6 separate regions of the Homo sapiens genome follow, and regions 2, 3, 4, 5 and 6 are each linked to region 1. A link is a loop called in an ENCODE intact Hi-C map of the cell type or tissue named here. Cell type or tissue: endothelial cell of umbilical vein. All regions are shown on one strand. Region 1 has its middle 150 kb from the start of HLX-AS1. Region 2 overlaps LOC101929750 (a long non-coding RNA gene). Region 3 has its middle 130 kb from the start of LINC02817. Region 4 has its middle 170 kb from the start of LINC02817. Region 5 has its middle 120 kb from the start of LINC02817. Region 6 overlaps LOC101929750 (a long non-coding RNA gene).

Evidence for each region. Peaks named below come from ENCODE experiments on the same cell type or tissue, not always from the same donor. Only the 100,000 strongest peaks of a DNase experiment are listed, where the experiment ranks them.
Region 2: it touches region 1 in a loop (2.0-fold over the local background); 4 of 110 quality-filtered maps call a loop at or near these places.
Region 3: it touches region 1 in a loop (5-fold over the local background); 5 of 110 quality-filtered maps call a loop at or near these places.
Region 4: it touches region 1 in a loop (4-fold over the local background); 5 of 110 quality-filtered maps call a loop at or near these places.
Region 5: a loop joins it to region 1, with 7 times the contacts of the local background. A loop is called at or near these places in 5 of 110 quality-filtered maps.
Region 6: it touches region 1 in a loop (2.2-fold over the local background); 4 of 110 quality-filtered maps call a loop at or near these places.

What each region holds. Positions count from the first base shown.
Region 1 is chr1:221,030,370-221,034,369 of GRCh38, reverse strand. No RefSeq gene overlaps it. Among named protein-coding and RNA genes, the nearest start is that of HLX-AS1, 150 kb to the right of the region's middle. In endothelial cell of umbilical vein, no CTCF peak of the experiment used is centred here; DNase peaks (open chromatin) are centred at 1,529 and 2,309; H3K27ac peaks cover 2,264 bases.
Region 2 is chr1:221,085,959-221,089,958 of GRCh38, reverse strand. All of the region lies in intron 5 of LOC101929750 (a long non-coding RNA gene), which reads right to left. Among named protein-coding and RNA genes, the nearest start is that of HLX-AS1, 210 kb to the right of the region's middle. In endothelial cell of umbilical vein, no CTCF peak of the experiment used is centred here; no DNase peak of the experiment used is centred here; H3K27ac peaks cover 565 bases.
Region 3 is chr1:221,201,482-221,205,481 of GRCh38, reverse strand. No RefSeq gene overlaps it. Among named protein-coding and RNA genes, the nearest start is that of LINC02817, 130 kb to the left of the region's middle. In endothelial cell of umbilical vein, a CTCF peak has its summit at 1,813 (motif pointing right); a DNase peak (open chromatin) is centred at 1,851; H3K27me3 peaks cover 147 bases.
Region 4 is chr1:221,159,375-221,163,374 of GRCh38, reverse strand. No RefSeq gene overlaps it. Among named protein-coding and RNA genes, the nearest start is that of LINC02817, 170 kb to the left of the region's middle. In endothelial cell of umbilical vein, no CTCF peak of the experiment used is centred here; a DNase peak (open chromatin) is centred at 1,614; H3K27ac peaks cover 564 bases.
Region 5 is chr1:221,214,750-221,218,749 of GRCh38, reverse strand. No RefSeq gene overlaps it. Among named protein-coding and RNA genes, the nearest start is that of LINC02817, 120 kb to the left of the region's middle. In endothelial cell of umbilical vein, no CTCF peak of the experiment used is centred here; a DNase peak (open chromatin) is centred at 1,519; H3K27ac peaks cover 462 bases.
Region 6 is chr1:221,099,180-221,103,179 of GRCh38, reverse strand. The region is part of intron 5 of LOC101929750 (a long non-coding RNA gene); the gene reads right to left. Among named protein-coding and RNA genes, the nearest start is that of HLX-AS1, 220 kb to the right of the region's middle. In endothelial cell of umbilical vein, no CTCF peak of the experiment used is centred here; a DNase peak (open chromatin) is centred at 2,439; H3K27ac peaks cover 282 bases.

The DNA.
Region 1 (4,000 bases):
CTCCTTCCCCATCTACCCTGCCCTAGTGCCTCATCAATTTTCCCTCAGATAATTCCAGCAGGCTCTGAGGCTTTCTTTTATCCAGTGCTGGTGGCTTCTTCTATCCAGTATTAATACAGAGACCAAATGAAGTTTTGAAGTGTAAATATGATCGTATCAGTCTTCTACTTGAAATCCCATCTTCAAATGGAACATACAAACCCATATGTGGCAATCCATATTAGTCTAGCCCTCACTTATCTGATAATCAACCTCCCCACTTGCCCTTAATGGGCTAAGCTATTTTAAGCTTTCATGCTCCTGCCCCTCCCCATACCCAAAGCAACTTCCATTCTTGATTCCATCCTTCTCTCCCAGCAAAACAAAATCATCTCAGGCATCCTCTGAGAGTCCTGCCTGACCCCCTCCACCTCCAGCTTACTGTCCTATGTATCCAAGTAACACACTATGTTATCTTCCACCCAGACACTAAGGAATGGGCAATCACTGCCTGATTAGACCATGATGCCCCATCATCAGAGGCTAAGGGTGTCTCTGTATTCCAATCAGGTGAACACTCAAGTCATATTTGAGTAAATAAATAAATGCATATTTCCACAGAAACTTGGCGATCAAGTTCTCTAATGCTAGTGTTCAGCTGCATAGGGCTTAAGTATATTCTCTGGGCTGGCTAGGAAACCTAACTACCATTTATAATTTTGTCTCTATGGGAAAATGCAAGGACAGTTCCAGATGAACCAGTTACAAACAATTTGGAACAAAGCTCATTTGTAAATTGAGGATTTACTATATTTATCTGTTCACATTTCTGCTAGGTTTGAAATTGGTCTATCATCTTTCCCTCTTGGTTAACAAGGTATGAGAGTAGTGAGAACATTAAGATACATCTAACACTAAGTATTCTTTGATCAAACTTGTGGGTGTTTAATAAACACTCATGAGCTGGATATATTGGCATGGACTATAGCCACCCTTCCCAAGTAGTTGCTTAGACATTTCTTTTATATTCTGGTCCTGTATTCATGTGATCCTATTTAGAAAAACCTGACATTTGGAAATCCAAACTTAGAAACGAGATACATTCAGGGGTTGTGACTCAGGTTACAAAATAATTTTTCACTTTTGAAATTTAATAGTGACTCACTCTGTTCATTAAAGAGCAATAAAATATTATCATGTAACTCTGAAAAGAAACAGAGAATTTAAGAGCAGAATTGAGGCTAGATATATTTGCAGTCATGAGCACTTCTTTTGAAAACACCATAATTTACCACCCCCCTGCAAACACACACCCCATTTGGGATTTATTCTTGTGGCATTACAACTCTCCCTCTACCAAGAAGCACAACAAAGACCATCTGAGTAGGAAGCAGATGTGTATCTTCTGGAGCTTAACACCCTTGGCTCAAATCTGACGGTGAAAATTTACAGCCCTTAAAATATATTGTACTGTGGTGGCTGTGACTGGGAGGCCTCCTCCCCATCTGAGGGAGTAGGGTTGCTAAAATGTTAGTGGCCAAAGGGGGCTGGTGCAGGGAGGAAGGAGACTGATTCTTCACTGGGAGGAAATGAGCCAGAGATTATCAGTGGATGATATAATCAAAAATTCATATACCAGTATCCAAGTTTTATTACACTACTGAGGAAAACAGCTCATTTATATTGGATTTCCTGTCCTTTTTTTCTTAATAAGAAGAATCACGTATCTATGAGTCATCACAATTATTATAGTTTTAACAGGACATTTTATTGTGATAATGCATATGACTTTTTTTCAAAAAGAACTATAAGGAGATATAAAATAATTGCATAGCTCCTAATTTATTGACAGAATAGTTCAAAGATGTGTTGGTATATTTTTCTCATTTGTAAAGTTTCTTGAAATAGCTTTGACTATTTCCAGTAGGCACATATCTCTGTTTTATAGTAACATTCAAAAATTAATAAATAGGGAAAAGTCACTATGGGAATACACTGTAATAAAGACAAATAGAATCCATACTTCAAAAGTTGGCAAGAGCTAACAGATATGCTCTCATTTTTTTATTTTTGTAATAAAATGTTCTGTATTCAGAGTTATTTCTTTCCTTGTTATTTTTCTTGTCTTGAGTAGGAACCATAAATGCTTCAACAAACAGAAAGTAGATTGGATGCTCAGTTAGTGTTAACTAAAATTTTTTTATGAAGTGCCTCTTAATGCTAATATGACATAATATTGTTTCAATGGAAAAGTTCAATTTGTTTTCTACAAAGATCATTTATGCAAATATTCTATGAAACATTATAACCATCAATAAGTCCTTACTGAGTGTCCAGTACTTAGGAGTCACACTGAAAACAATAAAAGGGTAGAATGACTCATACAAAGATGGAGTTACTTTTCAAAGGACAGAAGCATACTTATCAGACAAAGTAAAAATTGAGCATTTTCAAAGATGTATCACCAAATCAAAATTAAAACCTGACTTAAACTTTAGGATTGCATGCAAATTGCCCTCAATCGATTGACACCACATTCCTTGCAAACAAATCTACAATTTTTCTCCAGCCTAACATTATTGTAGAGTGCAATAACTAAATCCAGTTTCTGAGAAAGAACAGATCTTGGAAAGTGTCATGAATAGAAGATCTTCTGGACAGCAGGCTTAGAAACACAGACATTAAAAATGCACTCTGGTCTACACCCAAAGAAGGTGTAACATATTTGTTATCAGTACAGCCTCTGCTTGGATTGGTTTTTGCAGAAGTGGGATGGCTTACCGGGGTCAACCACAGTACCCCCATGGTTTGACTTGGGATGATCTCATACACTTTGTCTAGGGAGCTGGCCAGTGCTGACTGTATAGAGTGAGACTGAAGAAACTTACCTGGAGATTGAACCATTGTTCCCCTAAACTCCGTGGCCTAACTTACTGCTCATCAGCCATAGAGAGGACATACAGAGAAAGGAAAACATGACACCAAATGAAATAAAAATAAGTCACTACCCAGGAGAGCTTGGAGAGATAGTCAATCGATGTGACACATGTAAAAAAAAAAAATGTCCTTTCACAAACTCACTGAATATGATGAAATCCAGATCAGGTTATATAAATTTTTCCCTGGTTAAGTCCCAACTCTTACATCAAAAGGTCCAATCATATTTCAAACTGAAATATGTTATCAGCAAACTAGCAGAAAAAAAGATCAACAGAACAGTTTACTCCATTTGTGGTCTATGCACCCGCTGTTGTCAAAGCTAACCAATTGCCTAAATAAGATGTGCTGTCTTCCTTAAAGTTGCCACTACCCATTATGAAACAATAACTTAGATTTCACAAGGTTGAATGAATTCCATATAATAAAACGTTCTTAGGAAACTGAGTGAATACAATCAGGGTCAGTACCCACAACAGATGACTTTTTCCATATATAAGTGATTCTTCATAACTTTATACAGAAATTGATCCAATACCTGGGTCCAAATTCATTACAGGCCCTTCCAAAACTGGATCCCATAGGATGACAACATTTACACCATGTGTGCATTTTGTGTCATTATGATTCCTTTGAAAATGCCCAAACTGTTCTGAATGCCTTGGCCAGGGGTGCAATGGATGTGGGTATGTCCTACAGAAAAATGTTCCAGTCCTTGTCTTATCCTAATGAGTGCAATTAACCACAACCATAACATTTGAATTATTAATTCTCCCTAATAGGGCAGATACAGTGTCTCTGGAGCAAAGCTGTTTGGAGTTCTGGTAAAACTCATGCCAAATTTAATTTGAAAGTTCAACTTGAAGAGAGACAATGCTGGCATTGTATTACATTGATTTAAAACAAGTCTCTCCTAAGGATTTTCTTCATCCTTATCTGCATTAATAGAATATGAAAGAGGGAGAGAGGAGAAAATATCGAGTGCTGGAAAATATCTTTCTCAGAAACTGTAGCAGACGGGTCACAACATTTTTAAACAATGATAGTAACATTTATTATATCAAAGCCATTTTATGTTTTATTT
Region 2 (4,000 bases), 56 kb before region 1:
TAACCATCATCATATGGCAGTGATTTACTTATTTTTCACAAAAAAAAAGTTTATGTTACTCTAGCATTCTCTGAGATAACATTTTAGGACTCTTAAGAATCTAGAAAAGGTGATAAATATCTGCAGTTCTTTTCTTGTTCCCTATGGGGAGAAACTTTATACAATCACAGATATATATGTAGAGAATATCATGTAAGCCGTTGGTTTGGATCCATAAACATTTTAGGTTTGCTTTCCTGGATACCTAAGTTTGAAGGGAGCGTGGTTTCATCCACTTATTTAGACAAAAACATGAAGAAATTAGACTCTGATAATTTCTGAAATTTGCCTCAGAGAACTCACATTTTTGCTTTACAGACACATGCCTTGGAAGTTTTAGTAAGTGAGGTCATCTTCCTCTAATGTTTGCTATGCTTAATGACAATACAAATATGTTGAATTTATTAATTCACTTGTTCATATAACAAATATTTTAAAAATGTCTGCTATGCTGTGTTGTACTTGTAAGGTGACTCTGGATTTTAAAAAGGCCTGATTTGTAACATTTGGTGACTCCTGGGTGTATACACTCCCCTGTGGCTGATTTCAAGCTCCCAGTGCAATGTCGCTGAACACAGACTAGGAAGGAGATGAGCAGAATTGGCTCTGCCAAGCTCGTATGAGGCAGCGCCAGCCCACCCCTGATGCTATGTGTTTTATATATATATATGTTGTGTGTGTGTGTATGTATATATACATGGCATATATATGTGTGTTATACATATGCTATATATGTGTCTGATATATATGTGATATATATGTGTTACATATATGTGTTTGATATATGTAATATATATTTGTGATATCTGTACCATATGAAAATAGAAAAATTTATCTAAATCATCAAAAAAAGTTAAGATACTTTGATTCATTTCTTATTCAGGTAATAAACTGGAGTTCAAATTGAAGAGAGTAGTGAAAAAATTCTGGATGCTTTATTAGTTCTATACACAGGTTTTATTTCTGTGATTGACACAGATAACTCTGTGGCTGAAACTGCATCAGTAGAAATGTAATTAGTTCATAATTTCAATCATTTAATTGAATACTTGTAAATAATATTGAAATAAAATTTACATTTTCATTCCTTGGATATAAACCATTGACCAGTGTACACCTATGATTTTAGTTCATTTAGGATTGTATGGTGGTGAAATTAGTGTCATTTCATTAATATAAGCACATTCTTTATGTCAACTGGTCAGAGTAGTCTACTAAATTTTAAGGTTTGAGGTTTAATATTCTATGTTCTGTTGCATGGCTAGAGTACATCTACAGGCATGCCAGTAATCTTGTAGTGTCACAAGAGAATTTGATAATAGGGAATTGAATGATTAGTATAATCTATCCTCACTATTAAAAAAAAGTCAAAGGTAAGCCCTATGGATGACAATTTAAACACGTGCAGTGTGTCCAACATAATGCTAAGTTTATCATAAACTAATTTCTATAATGGTTATACAGGGTAAATATTATTATCTTAATTTATGTATGGAAATAGCTAAAGCTTAGGACAGTTTAGTAATCTGTTCCAGGTCACATAACCAACAGGGGTTGAAGCTCTGGTTCTTCCCTAGTACTGTCTGACTCTAAAGCCTAGGTTATCTTCAGAAGACAGAATAACCTACAATTTATACACAAGACAGTATAACCTACAATTTATAGAATCGTTATAAAGAATCAATAAGACCAGGATTGGAAAAGCTCTTGGAAAATTACAAATTGCTCCGTAATTGTTTTCAACTATAAAGTAATCCTTGTTAATTACTCAGAAAAAATATTTGCTATGTGACTAATATAAACATCCAGTGGGTTGCTCCATTCTAGTCAATCAGCTCCAGTCACCAGTTAATTTCTTCTCTGAATAAAAAATAAGTAGCACAATCTTAGCTTTTTCTGATTTCAAACACAATCAAATAATAAACCTTAATGCCAATCCCAATGCCCAGTAGGGTCTGTTACATGTTTTATAAGTATTTATGAGGTATTTACTGAATCCCAAAGAGTGATTACTGAATTGCTTTTCCATTAGAAGACTCAGCTCTAGTCAAATGGACTCACAAGCAGGATTAATAATTTGAGTTCATGTGGCTCATGCTCCCCAGTAGATGCATACATTCTAATGGGTTGTTTTTTAAAAACTGTGACTTTCTAAAAATTCTAAAGGTAGTACTACAACTATTTTATTTAAGAAAAGTATTGCAACTTTCCCTGGAAGTTTTATATTAAATGTTTTATTCTGATAAATCTTGAAGATGGTAGAACAAAAGCTACCATTAATTAAGCACCTTCTGAGTACCATTCACTGTATTACGAATTTAACTTTTTTTTTTTAATGAGTTAGAGTCTCGCTCTCTTGCCCAGTCTCAGCTCACTGCAACCTCCACCTCCTAGGTTCAAGCAATTCTCCCACTTCAGCCTCCCAAGTAACAAGGACTACAGGCACACACCACTATGACCCAGCTAAAATTTTTTTGTATTTTTAGTAGAGATGGGAGTCTCACCATGTTGGCCAGGCTGGTCTCAAACTCCTGACTCCTGGTGATCCAGCTGTCTCAGCCTCCCAAAGTACTAGGATTACAGGCATGAGCCACCGTGCCCAGTCTTTAACATATGTTTTGACCTATCCTAACAACCCTGAAAGATCAGCATAATTAAATGATAAGTACTGACAGGCGCTGGTATTGAAGCACTCCAGTATCACAAGAATAGGGGCCACAGGTGTACTAAACTTGTGTCTAATCAGCTAAAATGAAAGAAAAAGCTGAAAAGTACTGTGACCCACAGAATAAATTTCAATAAGGCACCGTTCTATATCGCACTGCCATCCCTCAGTTCTCAGTTGATTGCAGAGGTTTTCTCCAGCAGCATTCCTCAACCTCTGCCCTGTGTGCTGATTTCGGGTGCATTTTATCTGACTTTTTTTCACATTTACCAGAAAAAAAAATAAAGAACAACAAAAACTTTCCAAGAGGCTTACATTTATTTGAAAAATTGGGAAATTTGCAGATACATTTTGTCCTGAGGTTATAATGCCTACCTTAAAATAATTGGAAACCCTTATATCCAATCCTGAAGATTGAAGTCCGTTTATTTGTTAGAGGAAGGATATTTCGCAAATAGTTCTTAAAATTGACTCCCTGTTTGGCCTTCCCACTGCTAAGTGGCTCCTGGGGTTGTTTATTTATTAGAGTGACCAAACATAAGTATATCTCTTCTGACTAGTATGTCTCTCTTTACTTTTTTTTTTAAATATAGGAGTACAAATGCAATTGTGTTACAGGATATATCGCATAGTGGTGCAATCTGGGCTTTTAGTGTATCCATCACCCGAGTTGTGTACGTTGTACCCAATAGGTAGTATTTTATTTCTCTTCCCCCTTCCATTCTCCTCTTGGAGTCTCCAGTGTCTATCATCCCAATCTCTCTGTCCATATGCACCCATTGTTTAGCTCCCACTTATAAATGAGGACATGTAGGTTTTGACTTTCTGTTTCTCAGTTATTTCACCTAGGACAATGACCTTCGGTTCCATCCATGTTGCTGCAGAGATAGAGAGAGAGTACAAGTGCAGGAGCTGGACTTTCTGCCAGTTTGGGTGCAACACAAGCATCCCCAAACCTGCCTTGACTGCAGAATTTTATTGCTTTTGATGGTAACGGAAAACAGAAAGACTGCAGCTGGGCCTGAAGTCCCAAGTGGAGTTTAATGTGGCTGCAGATGAAAAAGTTGTGTTTTAACTTGCAAAATGAGAAAATATGATACAGTAATAAACATGGGTGGTGCCTAAGCATCAAATCTGTGTACAAAATTGCAGCATAATGAAACCAACAGAGGGGAACATCTATTTACTTTCACTCTTTTAACCACAATAATTTAAGAGCTTTAAATACTTTTGATGGAGTTACAGGCCTAATAAATGTCACATTCCAAAGTTTGAAAGCCTAAAAGTTACTCTGGA
Region 3 (4,000 bases), 170 kb before region 1:
AATTTCTCACTGAACATACACAGTATAATTATAACAAATCTTACCTCAAGTCATTGTGTGTGTGTGTGTGTGTGTGTGTGTGTACGAGTAAGAGAAAGAGGAAACAGTTAACCATATTCTGTATATGAGGTTGAAAATCCTTTCAACATATTGCAGCCATCAGCTTCATATTGAGATAAAAGTTCACCAACCACAATTCAGAAATTTATGGATCTTGCCATGTCCTTCTAGATTGATGGGAGTTATAAAAGCCAAATGCAATTTAGAAATAGCAAAAATAGTCCAGGTGCAGTGGCTCACGCCTGTAATCCCAATACTGTGGGAGGCCGAGGTGGGTGGATCACCTGAGGTCAGGAGTTTGAGACCAGCCTGGCCAACATGGAGAAGCCTCATCTCTACTAAAAATACAAAAAAAAAAAAAAAAGAAAGGAAAAGAAAATTAGCTGGGCGTGGTGGCACATGCCTGTAGTCCCAGCTATTCGGGAAGCTGAGGTAGGAGAATAGCTTGACCCCCGGGAGGCAGAGGTTTCAGTGAGCCGAGATTGCACCATTGCACTCCAGCCTGGGTGACAAGAGCAAAATTCTGTCTCAGAAAAAATAGCAAAAATATTATTTAAAAAACTACAAAGAAGTACTAGTCTATCAGAATTTGATTTCTTAATCTATTAAGGAAGTTTACTCTCTCTAATTTGATTTGTGACTTAGAATTATTCTAGGACATTTTAGAAAAAGGCTAATACAAGCACAATACACTTTCCTACAGCTACAGTGATATCACACTTTATAAAGTGAGGTGCAACATGTTTGGGACTCACCATGTTATCTTTGTTAAACCCAAATACACAAAAGCATCCAGCCAGTAAGTGACAGTCTGGCTACCTGTCCTAACTACCAGTCACTTTTGTTCATCCACATATTCACATTTTCCTTAACCAGGATACTTACTGTCTCTATTTCTGTATGACATGATTACAACTCTGAGAAGGCTTTTGTTCTCTAGTATTTGGAATCCTTAAAAGTACTTCACTTCGTTGTTAGAAATGAAGCAAAATTGTAGTTAAGAAAATTGTTGGGACTATAAAAACATTTGGCTCCTTTTCCCTGATCCAGAAGGTACTGTGTGTTCTTTGGATCTCAGTCAACATTTTGGGCAGTTCCAGATAAGGTATCCAATAACTTCACTTTGTGTCCCCATTTTTCTTGCCCTCATTCCAGAAAAAGTTGGATAGCTGCCTCCCAAATAATTTTATTGTGAGGGAAGTTATTATGAAAACATACTCCACTGGTTTTCACTGACCTCCAAAACACACTCCCTAATTAAGTGCAAATGGGAAACTGACTTGGGAGCAGGTTGTCTCTGATTTTGGACTTGGGAGAAGTATTAAAGTTTATGAACTCGATACGCAAGCTCCATCTGCCAAATGAGGAATTTCTTATTTCATTTGGTGACCACACTGAGATTATATAATGCTCCTCAGAAAACTCTGAATGCTGAAGATGCGTAAACCATCTGTCTATGTTGAAAGGTCAAAAAATGCACTGCCCCCACAATGTGTCTCTGGGCATAACTAATTATTTATCCAGAGAAATTTCATCATAGAGTTGTTGGGGTTTTTTTAACATTGAATTTCTACATAACCATAAAATTTTACAGTACTAAAGAGAGAGTGATCATATTCATGCTCTCACATCCTTTTACAGGAGGCTAGGGTTAGTCAGCTTTAATATTTAAAGAAACCTGAAGACCTGGCACAGAGAAGTGTGAGAAGCAGAGAAAGGAAAGCAAACAATTTCAGCTCTGCCATCGCATCTTTCCCTCCCCAGCCAGCAGGGGGCAGTAGTAACAGAGGAAGTGAAGCTGGCTTACTTCTGCGACTGAAGATCCAGAAACAAGGAGAAAGGGTGAAAGTTGCATGAGGTTTCTCTGCTCTCCAGTGACCCACCCCAGCCCCCCACCCCATTGGTGGGAGTAGACCTCAGGTGTACTTCTGAATTCCAGTTCTCCCATGGTACCAGCTTAAGTTATGACAGATAATTAACTATGTTTTGAAACCATGCTATAAGCCAGGCACTGTGTTAAGCACTTTACATGCATTTTTTTATTCCATCCTTTAGCAAAGTAGGCTAAAGTAGGTTTTGTTATCATTTGTGTTTTAAAGATGAGAAAACTGAGGCTTAAGAGATTAAGTAACTTGCTCAAGGTTACCTAGTTAAAACTCTAGCCACTAACTAGTAAAGAAAACTGCAATATTCATCTTTAACCCAGGGATTGAGTCTTATGTTTATTTAATTTGTTTTTGTGTATTTTTTCATTTTCTAAATTATTTAATCTGACAAAGATGCAGGTATTTTCAGTTGTTTTAATACTCAAAGGGTAATACATGTAATACACAATTATCAGGTGAATTTGAATGCATCAGAGTAATTCAAGAGAAGGAAAAATTTTCCCCAAATTATCAAATTTGCTAACAATGGTGATACTACTGAGTAATGTTATTAACTCAGATATTGTACAGTCACTCTTTCTTTTAGTAGGGTAGCTACAAATTGGATTTATATCATTTGTTGCCCTCTGTAGTCATTTTGCCAAAATGAAACACTCTCAGTTCAGGGTTTATAATCAGACAGACAGTGTTCTCATATCAGCTCTGTGCTTCCTTCTCTGAGCCTCAGTACCCTCATCTCTAAAAGGAATCATTCATACTTTAGGACTCATTTGATGGTTGTGAAGGTTAAACAAGCTAATACAGGTAAAACATTTAGCCTGACTCTGGCATATAGGAAGTAGTCTATAACTGCTATTATTCTGACTCAATGTCAAGCTTGGAAAACAAGTAGAGAATTCAAACAAATGTCCAGCTATTTTGGTTCTGGGTGCCAAAAGTCCAGATGTTTGAGAAACCTCAATTAATAACTATATTTGTTGGTGCTCACTGGTGTAGTTGGCACAATGTGATCACAGGTTACATTTGAGGGCAAGTGGGGGTTAATGTTCTCCCCATTCATGCACAGTTGTCCTTTGTTAGGAACTAAAAATACAAAGGTATAAAGGTTTCCCTTTCTATGTCTGCCGAAAAGATTACCGACAGTCAAGAGGCAACTTTTTTTTTAACAAGCACTTAAATTCCTTTTAAAATCTTAAATGAAAAAAAAGTATTTATTTCCTATACTTTCTTTTCAGCTTTCAAATATATCAGAAAAATCTAAATACAATCCAGTTTTCTTCACTCTAGTCTAATCCTGAGCAGCCCAGCACTGAAAATAAAGATATCCTTTATTTATAAGCATATCTTATAAATAAAAGTTTACCAACCTCCCATAGAGTTTGTGTTTCCAGGATCTTCATTGTTAAATCATTATTCAAATCATAAAAGTTGGGAAGAGACACTTATCCTTTGCAAAAAGCAAAATACAGCAAATGCATCTCCAACTCCTTTGAACTGTCTGGGTTATGTGAAAAGGATAGAAGTGTAGCTGATTCATCCACACAACCCATCTGTTTTCTGACTGGTATCAGTCAGACACCAGTCATATACTACCCCCTAAGTTCAAATGGGATTGGAGTTAGGAGGTCTAGAAACTAGTCCTGATTCTGTGACCTTGAGGAAGTCCTTCAACTTTCCTGGGCCTCAGCTTCCAAGCAAATAAAAACAAAAGGTTTAGAACATGACATAATTGCTATTAGTGTCCTGTTAAACCCTTGTCTTCTATAACCAAGATCTGTGGTTACTTGATCCAGTTGGGGGTTGTAAGATGAGGTAGACAGTCGTCAATATAGTACCTGAAGTCTACTCTTTCAGGGATAGCTCAGAGGACAACACATCAATTTCATGTTTCTCAGACAGGTACATGTGACCTCCTGGATCCTGGCCATGCTGATAGTGAATATGCAAGGCCCCAGATAAGCATAAATTATCTTCCTGGTGTATTAATTATTCTTAAAAATGTTTGAGGAAAATTTATGTTTGTGTTAAAAAGAATAATTTATTGTATAGATTTT
Region 4 (4,000 bases), 130 kb before region 1:
CTTCTTTGCAAAGATAAACCATGTATGTCAAAGCCTGAATTTTTAAATTTCCTTCTCTTTTGCTGAGCCCTGTAAGGGTGGTGGCTGGGTATTGGTCTTGTAGCAGCTTTTCAGTTTCTTTATTTGGTCCATAAGCATATAAATGGCTCCTCCCATATATTCACCAAGCATCTCTACCAACTGCTTGAGGGTAATGTCCTGGGGAAAGCCCTGTATTTGGAACCGAGAGGCTAAGATTCCAGTCCCAGCCCTGCTGCTGACTAGCTTTGTGACCTTTTAACCAACCACTTTACACAGTTACTTTACTCATAGACTAATGAGTTACATTAGGCAATCCTTTTACTCCCTTTCCATCTTATGAGTCCAATAGTTGTACATTTGAAAGCCAATTATATCTTTAGGACAAAGTATAAATATTCCACTCTCCACGGTAGTATATTAAGTGTTGACAAATAGGAAAGGGAATTTTAATCTCCATTCATATTGGAAATAGACATGTAATTAGATTTACTACTCTTGTCTAACTTTTCAGAACCACCCTCCATTTTTATAAATACTCTTACTGACCAGAGAGTCCTGAGTTGTTTCTCTCTCACTTTTCACTCCGTAACCCCTCCTGCTGCCCAATTTCTATTGACTCTTACAATATTCCAGGGATAAGCTCCAAAGCCACTGTCCCCAGGAAGCCTTCCTCAATTGCCTCAGCCAGAAAAAAGAAATCTCCTTCCTTTGCATTTTTCACCGATTGTGCAAGGTAGCACAACTTATGTCATTTAACTCTTTCTATTGTGTTGTATAATGGGGATGGATATTTTCCAATGTTCCTGGGATTCCTGGCAGGAAAACCCTGAGAAACCATGAAATCCTATTCCCTGGGCTGTTGCTGATGTTCTACTTAGACACCAATAAAATGTGCAGTGACTTTCTCTGATTGGTGGTACTACCACTCAAAGCTATCATATTTCAGAGCCGTTAACAAGCTCACCTTCTGCATTTTGTTTGAGTCTTAGTCACTTAGAGGGCTATGCTCAGATGTGACTTGGGCCCCAAAGATGAACCAAATGCCCAGCAGACATTGTGGTGTAAGAGTTAGAATTCTGATTTGATGTCTCAGAAAGGCTACTTTTCAGCCCCATTTTTTCTTTTTTTCATTTCTAAGTTATTGTTTTCTTTTTTCCTCCCTTCTCTCTTTCCTTCCTTTCTTGTTTCCTTCATTTCTTTCTTTCTTTTTTTTTTCTTTTACACAAAGTAAACACAATCATGGTTCTACTGCTTTATTCTGAATCCTGCTCCATGCGAACAGGAAGTCAAATCCTGTAAGTAGCTGTGGGTTGGGTTCCAACTGGTTTTACCAAATAGTTTAAAGATTTGCCAAGGCTGGCAGCTTGTCTTCCAAATCTTCATCATAGAATTTGCTACACAACAGCAAAAGTGACAAGTAAGCACAGGGCTGAGCAGCCAGGAACACTTGGACTTTCTGCATTTTCAATTATTTAGGCCAAAATGAATCACTTGTTTTCTTTTCTTTTTTCTTTTGGAAACAGTTTTACTTCCCATTTCCTCACTGGACACATAATTTTGATTTATCAGCCCGACAGTCCTGAGTAAAAGGAAGTTTTAAACAAAGCTGATGCCATTGCCCTGAGTTGTTTTTTTTCTTTTCCCAGCAATATCTTCAGAAAACACTTTGGCCTTCTTAAAAATGCAAATCAGCTTGTGCCTAGCAAGCCTCATGAGCAAACCTCATGACTCCCCAAGGCTTCTGAGTCCTCATTCAAGGACTTTGTCTTATAAATTCCACTGGAACCTTCTTCAACAGCAGTCCACTTTCAACTGGGATAAATCTGTCTTCCAATATTATGTCTTGTAAATCTCACTCTGCAGGGGTATTTCCAATCCAGCTACTGCATGCTTTCTTTATTGACTAGGAATGGATAAATCAGTTTTCCATTTCTCTTCATTATCCATTGCTGATATTTTGATGTGGGAGCTGTTTAGAAGTTTCTGATCATAGTACATTATTATAAAAACATCTCTTGACCTGAAAATTTTTAAGACACAGACAGTGTAATTTACATCTCTTTTTGCTACATTCTCAAAATGAATCTCTCTATGTTGGAATGGAAGGATGACTATTAAATGGGAAGTTTGCCTTGTTGGCCTAAAAACATCACACGCATTTTCCCATACTCCAATGTTGCAATAGATTTAGATTGTCAATAACAATTATTGGGTGCTTATTATGTTTGCATGTTTCAACTCAATTAATGCTCACAATAATCTTTTGTGGTAAGTATCATAATTGTCTTCATTTTACAGATGAGGAAACTTAGGCATAGAAAGTTAAATAACTTGGCCGGGCGCGGTGGCTCATGCCTGTAATCCCAGCACTTTGGGAGGCCGAGGTGGGTGGATCACGAGGTCAGGAGTTCAAGACCACCCTGACCAACATGGTGAAACCCTATCTCTACTAAAAAAAATACAAAAATTAGCCAGGCGTGGTGGTGCATCCCTGTAATCCCAGCTACTCAGGAGTCTGAGGCAGGAGAATTGCTTGAACCCAGGAGGCGGAGATTGCAGTGAGCCGAGATCACGCCACTGCACTCCAGCCTGGGTGACAGAGCGAGACTTTGCCTCAAAATAAAATAAAATAAAACAAAATAAAATAAAATCAAAAAGTTAAATAACTTGCTAAAGGTTCAATGGTCTGTAAGTGGCAGAGGCTGAATATAAACCTGGGAAGCCTATCTCCAGCATCTCTGCTTTTAACCATTATGCTAAGCTATCTCTCTAGATTTAAGTGTTCAACTGGGCAATCTCAATTCTATGTTTTTAAACATTATTTTTGCAATTATATAATGCTTTTAACTTTCTAGACCGTTATCTCATTTTTGCCTTAACAGTTAGGTAGCGATATTCTATGTACATATTATATTCTATTACATATATATTCTATTCTATTACATATTATATTACATATAATATATATATTACATGTATATTCTATTACATATATATTCTATTACATAGAATATAATATCTCCATTTTATAGATAAGGAAACTGAGGCTGGGAGAAGTTTAGTGACTTGTTCAAAGGCTAAATGGAAAAGTTGGTTTCTGAGCCCCAGTCTTCCAACTCCCAATATGGTGCCTATAATTGGGCCTCAATATCCTCATCTATGTGCAAAGTAGCTAAGAAACCCTCCAGTTCCCAAAGAATTGGTCTCTGTACTACTCTTATTTATTGAACACCTTCTCCAGACTGTAAACCCTATAATAACAAGGGCAGGACCTAACTCGTTACCTCCTGTGACCCCCTTCACCTAGCACAGAGTAGGTGTTCAGTAAGCATTTGTTGCAAATATAAATGTGCCAGGTACAGTGCTAAGTACTGGGGTGCAAAGATGAATACTGGTTAGCCCTTATATTGCAAGTGAGGCACTCAAGAGGCCCCTTGCAGTTATGTAGGTTCTGCAAGCCCCACAGTCATTATGTGGACAATGGCTCCCACTGTGTTGAAGTCACCAAGAGATAATTGACCATGACGTGAGTTATGTGTCCCAAGTTGAATGGCGTCAGGGTCAATTACTTTATTTTAAAGACCACAGCAAAGAGGCCCATTTGCAATGTGGTGCTCACATCATTAAAACAACATTTAGAAATTTCATTTTAATCTAAATGATGGGTTTCCAGTGCTGTGTAGCTATCAAAGCATAATAACCTGTGTGCTAAACACACCTCCCCAGCTCTCAACACAATTTGGAGAACCCCAAGGAATATAGATGTGATTGATAGAAACACCATGTCTGATCTGTTTAACCCAGTCTCCAGCCTGACAAACTTAAAGCAAGTTTTGTTTTGTTGTTTTTTTTCCAACACCTCCAAGAGATGAAAGAGTGATTTTTACAGTGCCAGCATTCAGGTTTGAAGCTTAGCTTATTTAGGAGTGCTAGATAAAATACAGGAGACCCAGTTAAATTGGAATCTCATATAAAAAAC
Region 5 (4,000 bases), 180 kb before region 1:
TTTCAAGAATTTGGAAAATAAATGTCAAGAAAATAATATGATTATAAAACATAAGAATGTAGAATGAGACTTCCATTGTGATGTTTACGAATTTGAGTTCTTAAACATGATGAAAGTGTTAGTAGAAGCACAGTAGAGCAGTGATGGTAAACTTATATATAGAATAGCTATCTATTCCAGTGAGGGTAATTTCTGCCCCTACCACGATGGAAGGGTTCAATATAATTGGCTTCTACCAGGTAGTTGATTGGAACTCTTTGATACAGTGTCATACTGGTTGTCAGACCTGGCTGCTACTCCTGATCAATTAGGAATTCAGCTGAGTCACTAGGCAGGTCACCATGATGAGAGAAAGTCCTTGTCATTAGGCTCCTGCATAGCCTTCATCCCTGCCACCATGGCTGCTCTGGAGTCCATTGGTCTAGCACCAGGGAAAGATTCTGATGGACATCTCTAGGAACAACAACAAAAAGTCATTTTTTCATCTTAATTATTTAAAGTTTTCCCCACAGTGGGAACCTTTGGGGGATCATGCAGATGAAGCACAAATATTCTCATACATTGGGTTCATTCTTCCCTAATCTTCCCCATCACCAATTCTCCAATATTATTCCTTCCAAGCCTCTGACTGTCTGGCCAAACCATTAGCCACTGTCCAGGAATTGGATCTAGATCATTGTCTTAGGCAATCTTTCCTGGATAATTAGATGTACCATTAAACATCTGTTCCCAGGAGAACTTAATATCCTCAATTGTGCTTTGGGACCACCCTTGAGTGTTGTTAATGCACTACAGCAATTTACAACCAAGAAAATTAACGGGCTCATTGCCATATGCTAGAGAGGAGAATCTGCCTAGCCACAGGGAGAACACTGAATCTCTCCAGGACCCAGCAGGGAGTGGGACTAGGATGGGGCCTGGGTGTTGCATGGGCCTGGGATTCCTATAACTGCATTTGAAGGAAGCCTGGACTGGCTACCAGTGTTGTGGCTCACATTCCCTTTGGTTCTGCTGTGCTCCACTGTCACTGGAAAACCCCATCAAGCTGCCAACACACTTGGGAGGTGTACCCACCACTCCTCATCCCAGGTCTACCCTCCAATACAAACAGAGGTTGTCAAAATACATCCTGCCTCTGTGGTGGGCAGAAATCTGGAGAAATTCAGAGGAAAATAATGCTTTGGAAATGGTTTTATTTCTGAGAACTTTAATTTCCAAAACTCCCCCCAGTAACCACATTTTCTTGGAGTTCAAGATCAGAGATAGACTACCCTGGTGGCCTTTTAACCTGAATTAACCCACTAGCCCAGTTGGTGCCCCCACCTTGTTTAACTCTGTGATGTAGCTTATAAAAAGATGTGGCCTCCAGTCTGTCAAATACTGCACATTCCACAGTTCTTGCACAGGCCACTTCCTTCCCTATGGAGTCACTGCCTGACTTTTCCAAAGCTGATATTAATATCACAGACCATTATAATATAGTTATTTTCATGGAAGGCAGGGAGGAAGTCACGTGGCATTAATTGGTCCCACGGGGTCCTGAAAGTCTCCATTTAGCATGTTGTTTTTACTCACATAAGGAGCAATGAAGTGGAAACAGTGAGGAAGTCACTGTGATTGTATTAAATGAGTATTTTTTTCTAGAACTTGTTTGCTTAATGAGTCATTATTTCTTTTTTAATTGTATGAACACAGGTAGGTGCTAGGTCAAAGGTACACGTGCATCTTCTTAAATGCACACACACAGACACACACAAACACGTATCTCTAGGCCACTGTGAGTTTGCCTTATTTTAACCTCTATTGTGATGTCAATTTATTGAAGGGCTGGGGCACAGAGAAGCTAACGAAGGTTCTATGAGTTTTGTAGTTTAGGAAAAAGGTATCAAAAGCTCCCGGTTATAAAAAGATATAGATGGCATCCTCTTCAAATTACTAAACCAAGTGAGTTTTGTATCAAAATGTTGATATCACCACAATTCACTACTTCGTGTTTGCTTCATAAATTTTACTTTTAAAAAGCTCATCACATACATCATTTTTGACCTTGATAATGGGCCTTTGAGGTAGGCTGGGTCCGAATTATTATTCTATTTCTCAAACTAAGAATTGATGTCAGAGAGGTGCATTTACTTTTTAATGATCATGTGACTAATAAGTGGTGGTCTGAAAAACCCAAGGGGACCCAAGAAATGAAGGTGTGACTCCCAAGAGAACTTGCCATGGCATAGAGGACTTCATAAGGTGTATAAGTGGACATAGCAAATCTTAGTGAGCCTGGGCTGCTATAAAGTTCTGCAAGCCCTCTTCCCCCACCCCCTCCCAACCCCCCCAGGTAACTGCATGCACTAACTCTGTGTTCTTAGGAATGTCTTCACCAACGGTAGTGATGAAATTCTATTTTCCCATCAACAATTCACATGAAAATGGACATGAAAGCAGGTTGATGATGAGAAGCCTTCTTGAAACATTTTCCATTTGAAGGTGCTGACATTAGGATACTTCTTAGGTTTCTTTGGCATAAAAAATAATTCTTTTGACAAAGACATGCCAGAAAAAACAACTACTAAATATTCTTCAAAGTGGTAGGGGTCATGGAAAGTAAATTCTACTTCTCTTGAAGATTCTGAAATAAGAAAAATAAGATTCTGATAAGAAAAAATATGTATATTTTTTCCCAATCAGGGAGAACTTCAGTGTGGTTCACCCTGAAGGCTGGATATTAATGTAAACAAACTTTCATAATTTTTTTTACACTACCAATAAAATTTCATTCTCATGGTCAATAGGTCATTCAGGCAGGTAATAAACAAGTGTATGTTGGCTTAATTTACTTAAATCAAGTAAGTAAATTAAGTGTTGACTTAATTTAGATCAAGGCACTAAAATACTTTTTTTTTTTTTTTTTTAGACGGAGTCTTGCTCCATCACCCAGGCTGGAGCGCAATGGCGTGATCTTGGCTCACTGCAACCTCCACCTCCCAGGTTCAAATAATTCTCCTGCCTCAGCCTCCCAAGTAGCTGGGATTACAGGTGCCCACCACCATGCCCAGCTAATTTTTATATATCTATTTTTTTATTAGAGATGGGGCTTCGCCATGCTGGCCAGGCTAGTCTCAAACTCCTGACTTCAGGTGATCCACCCGCCTCAGCCTCCCAAAGTGTCAGGATTACAGGCATGAGCCACCGCACACAGCCTAAAATACTATTTAATTCACAAATGATCCATTCACTTCAGAACAAACAAATAAATGAAAATAGCTCCATAACCACAGATGTGACAACTCCTCCTGGGGCACTGTCACCCAATCTTTACTCAAATGAATGCATGCATTCCCACCAGAATACAGGATGTGGGGACGCGTGGCTCCATTCACATTAGTGCCATTCTCAGAAGCATGACTAGGTGGGTGGCTCCTACAGATGACGTTTAACTGCCTTCATCTTCACAGAGGACAGCAATCACCTCATTGAGCTTTATAGCTTACAGAGGCTAAAAACCACTCTACGGAGGAAATCCAGGATTTCCAGTGGTACTACAGGAGATGAAGCTGTACACAGGCTACTGAGGACTGAAGGACAACTTACTTAGGATTCGGAATGACTACCCAGCTTGTGAGTGGACTAAGGCCTTTGATTCTCCTGCTTCTTCTCCTCCCTCCTTGATCTTTTAATTGCTCATAAAAACTCTATGAGGTCAGCAGAGCAAGATGCAAAGAATGTGTCCAAATAGTCCATTTGGTTTCTTTTGAGTCAATCGAGTTAAAGTGTTTTAAGAGAAGATCAAATCTATTGGCTAACAAGAGGACCAGAGGTCATGTGTGGATTTTGATTGTCCATACCATGCGTGTCCAAACCAGAATGAGACTCACAGAAGCAGAGAATAAGGAGCTATGAGAGAAGGAATAGAATTGTTTTTCAGCTTTACACATTTGAGAGATGCAGAAACCGATGCCCAGAGAGCATAACGGACTTGGTCAACGTCACAGAACTTGTTTAA
Region 6 (4,000 bases), 69 kb before region 1:
TTGGCCTAAAGATGACTTTTATACCACTTCCTTCTATAACTGGAAGCTCAAATTTTGGAGACCCTCCTGTAAGATTCAATGCATTGTGTCAAGCGTATGAATTTCTACCACCCAGAAACAGGTTAAAACTGGTATCAAACATGTTGATAACTGTGGGGCTTATTTCTGTTGTAAGTTAAGCTTCAACCTAGAACTAATGTACCTGTTGTTTGAATACATTTTAGTCCTTCCACAAAAAACAAACGATTCAACTTTGTTCAGCATTTTAACTAACTGAACTAGTATTTTCCTCTTGCATGATCTCTTGTGTTTAAAATCCCCATGGACAAATGACAGGCATCGAACAAAATACAGGAAAAGCCCACAGAGGCAATGGAATCCATGTGATAACTCAAGTCAGTCCGGCTCCAAACTCACTCCCTTGGAAGGAAATAGCTTTTCAGAATACAGAAATTGGCTATTTACCCTTCAAATTTATTTTGCTTTATTGACTTGAACATGGAAGCCGAAAATATGCAACCACCAAAAGTTTTAACTCTATAGATCTATGTTGTGCCAATGTTAGGTACTCTATCTAATGTGCCAGTATCAATGAAGAAAAATGGCAGAAAGAAAAAAAATGAAAACACATTTAAAAAAGAAAATATCTCTTTGCAAGCAATCTCTTTACTTAGCAGAAGCCACAACTTTATGACTTTTTCAGCAGAGACAGAAGTGTATTTTTCAATTCTCTCATTCCTTTGGGGCAATAAAGCCACACTATAAAGCAGTGGGTTGTCAATCAGTCATAAAAAGCTTAACAGATGATGACATAAATGACAAGAATATGATCTATAACTATGTCTTTAAACCATAGACTAATTCTTAATTGTCCAAACTCCTTATAACAACAACAAAAAAAGTCTTCTGAAAAACAAGGAAGAGTTAACATTAGAAAGGAGAAGGAATACTTTGTGTTGGTTTCCAACCTCCAATCTCCTCCAAGCTGAATATTGCATACAAATCTGTATTTGTGAGGCACCCTCATCCACCAGTTAATCAGAGCCCTGGAAATTCAAGGAAACCTGTGTTTATGGAAATCTGGCATTTCTGTAAAGTTTTGAATGAGGGCTAAATAGAGCAGTTCATCTCATTTTGAAACTAATGATTCCTGCCAAGTGGTTTTCCAATGCTGGGTCTTCTGGCTCAGTCAGCATTTAGGAATTCATTTATGAGTTGGGTTAGTAGGAGACTCTGGAATTCAAATTTATGTCTGCAACTCACTAGTTTGCTCCTGATAGGTCTCTGAAAAGAGATTGTAATCAATTTAACAAACCCAGACTTCAGGAAATTTTCATATCCCAAAAAAAATTTCTGGTTTGGAGCTTTGTCCCATATTGGAATCAGCCCTCCTCCCCCTTCACTCCACGCTAAGCACTGAGTCTTGCTGTCTATGGCCCTTTCACTCAGCTCATCCCATCATTCAAAGCAGCCTTGCCAGGTGCACTAGAATCTACCTCCCTTAATAGACCTGCTAGCAGATTATAAAATGGCAGAATATATGTGTGGTTTGTCACCTCAGACGGTTTCTATATTATCTGTCTGTTTCTTGATAGAAGTGGCAAAGGTTCTGATAATTATTTATCCAATTTGTTTTAAAGATTTATCTGCCCCGTAATGTTCCAGGAAATTGGAATATGGGGTGTGTGTGTGTGTGTGTGTGCGTGTACACGTGTGTGTGTGTACATTTTCCCCCAGTCTTATAAACCCACACTTTACTTTTTAGCAAGGCAAAGGGCAAGCATTGAGCAGCCTTTCAATGTAACCATAAATTTACTACTTTTTAAAAAATTTCCTTTGAAGAAGTCATCAAATAAATTAGCAAAGCTGGAAAGGTGCCTCTAGTTTGTGTTGGCTTTGGGTCTTAGGGAGTTACTTAATAAACAAAAGTCAGTGAATTCAAACAGTAACAAAGTAATTTCAATGATTAATCAAGTGTTAAAACTAGTTTAACCTCTCCTGTTTTACAAACTCTATATCACCCTGACTAAACTAATAGAGGAATAAGACACCCATCTGGAAATCTCATCTGAAATATTAGATTGGGAATCTAAAATTCAGCCAAATAGTGTGGCTTGTAGGGATATCCTGTTGGATAATAAATTGCATTAATCTTACTTAAATTTTCCATCTAAATCATGTCCTGAGGCCATATTACTCTGAGGAAACTGTGCCTTACTTTAAATGCATTGTGCTACTGAAAACGATATTAAAAGAAGGGGGGAAAGAATTTTTCTCCTTTTTTTGTTCTCCTGCCTGGTTTTTCCAACATTAAAAAAATCCATGTGAAACCTTCTGGCTCTTCTAGAAGAACCAATGTCTACTCAAATCAGCACTAGCTCTTTCCAGTCACTTACAGGAAGCAGTATCAGTCACAGAACATTTTCAGGAACTTTGCTCTAATTTATCTGTTTCTTCCCATCTGTGAACTCTGAGTCATGGTGGCTTATGGCAAACGTTTTTTCTTTTTAGTAGTGGCAGGCGGAGCATCTTTTTCTTAGCCACTTTTTGACTTTCACATGTACAGAACTGCAACCACTGTCTTTCCTGAAGATTCTACTGTGGCCTTTTTATTCCTTCCATTTTTTAAATAAAAAACATTAAAATCTGCTTAAATGTTTAAACTATTTAAAAATTTCCAAGGTGGGGAGAAATATCATAGAGGCTTTTGTAGAGCTTCAAGAAAGGACTCGGCTGGCTCTGAAGCCACACCCAGCTCGATGCCATTGTCTGCTACCTACTGTAAGCTTAATTATTAAGTGCACTAAAAGGTGATAGCATAATGTTGACTCAAACCCACAAACCCTCAGAAATGCTGAGTTTTCTCTGCTTATCCGGAGCATCTGCTTTCTTAGGCTTTACAAAGAAAGGGGAATCTTGGGACAGAGCCCCGCTATTTCTTAACACTCTTGAAAACGGCTGAACAGAGAAAATGACAGCCATCACAGAAGTGATGCTGCTCATCAGGACCCGAGTATTGTGTGGCCTTTCACAGCCACCTCTGCATTACTCCTCCCAGCATCCTCTAGGGCAGGCATCGCTTTCACCACAGGCAGGTGAGAAAGGAGTAATAAGTGAAACGCCCACCTGTGGTGGCGGGATTACCCGGAAAGGAAGGAGCCAGGACCAGAGCTGAGGCCATCAGTCCTCTGACAATTCAAACCACTGGTGAGTGGAAGGAAGTAGACTCCCATCCAGTCCTCTGTAGAAGAGATGGCACAGAGGCCCCTCAAACCCATCCTGTCAAACCCCAGGTGAGTTGGAAGCAGTGCCATTCGCTCAGCCATCAAAGCCGAGGGTTTTATGGTTAACCTAGCCTCCTTCCTCTCTCATCTAAACAAAAAATGCTTTCAGGACCCACCCCTCCTCTGCCTCAGGCAAATCCTCAGCACCTCGAACTTGAACAGTTACTCAACCGATAACAGCCACAGCTCTCACTCTACCTTTTCTCACACTATTACCAGATGGATTCTTCCAAAATTCCATCATGCTGATCCCCTTCTTGGACTTTTCACAGGCTCCCATTCCACACAGGATAAGCTCCCATGGTGAAAACACAGCCCCTGACTGTCTTCTCAGTCACATTTCCTGCCGTTCACTCACCTCAACTCAAACCCGATGAACCACCAGTTCAGACACACTAACAGTTTCAGCAAACATCATGTTGTTTCTGTTAAAGCAAACTAAATGTGGCCAGAGAAGGACTCTGTATTTCTATATTTGAGTCCTTGGGGACAAACTGCAACCAACTTAATAGGTAGACAAGATTGAGAACGTAACTTGGGAGTGTGTGCCTGTAACAGTGGTTGGGTCTTGGCCAATCCCAGCAGCCATGTCAACCACTCAAACACTGTAGAGTGTTCAAACTGTGTTCAAATAAGCCAAACGCTGAGCTGTAACCAATCCAGTTGTTTCTGTACCTCACTTCTGATTTCTGCATGTCACTTCCCTTTTTCTGTCT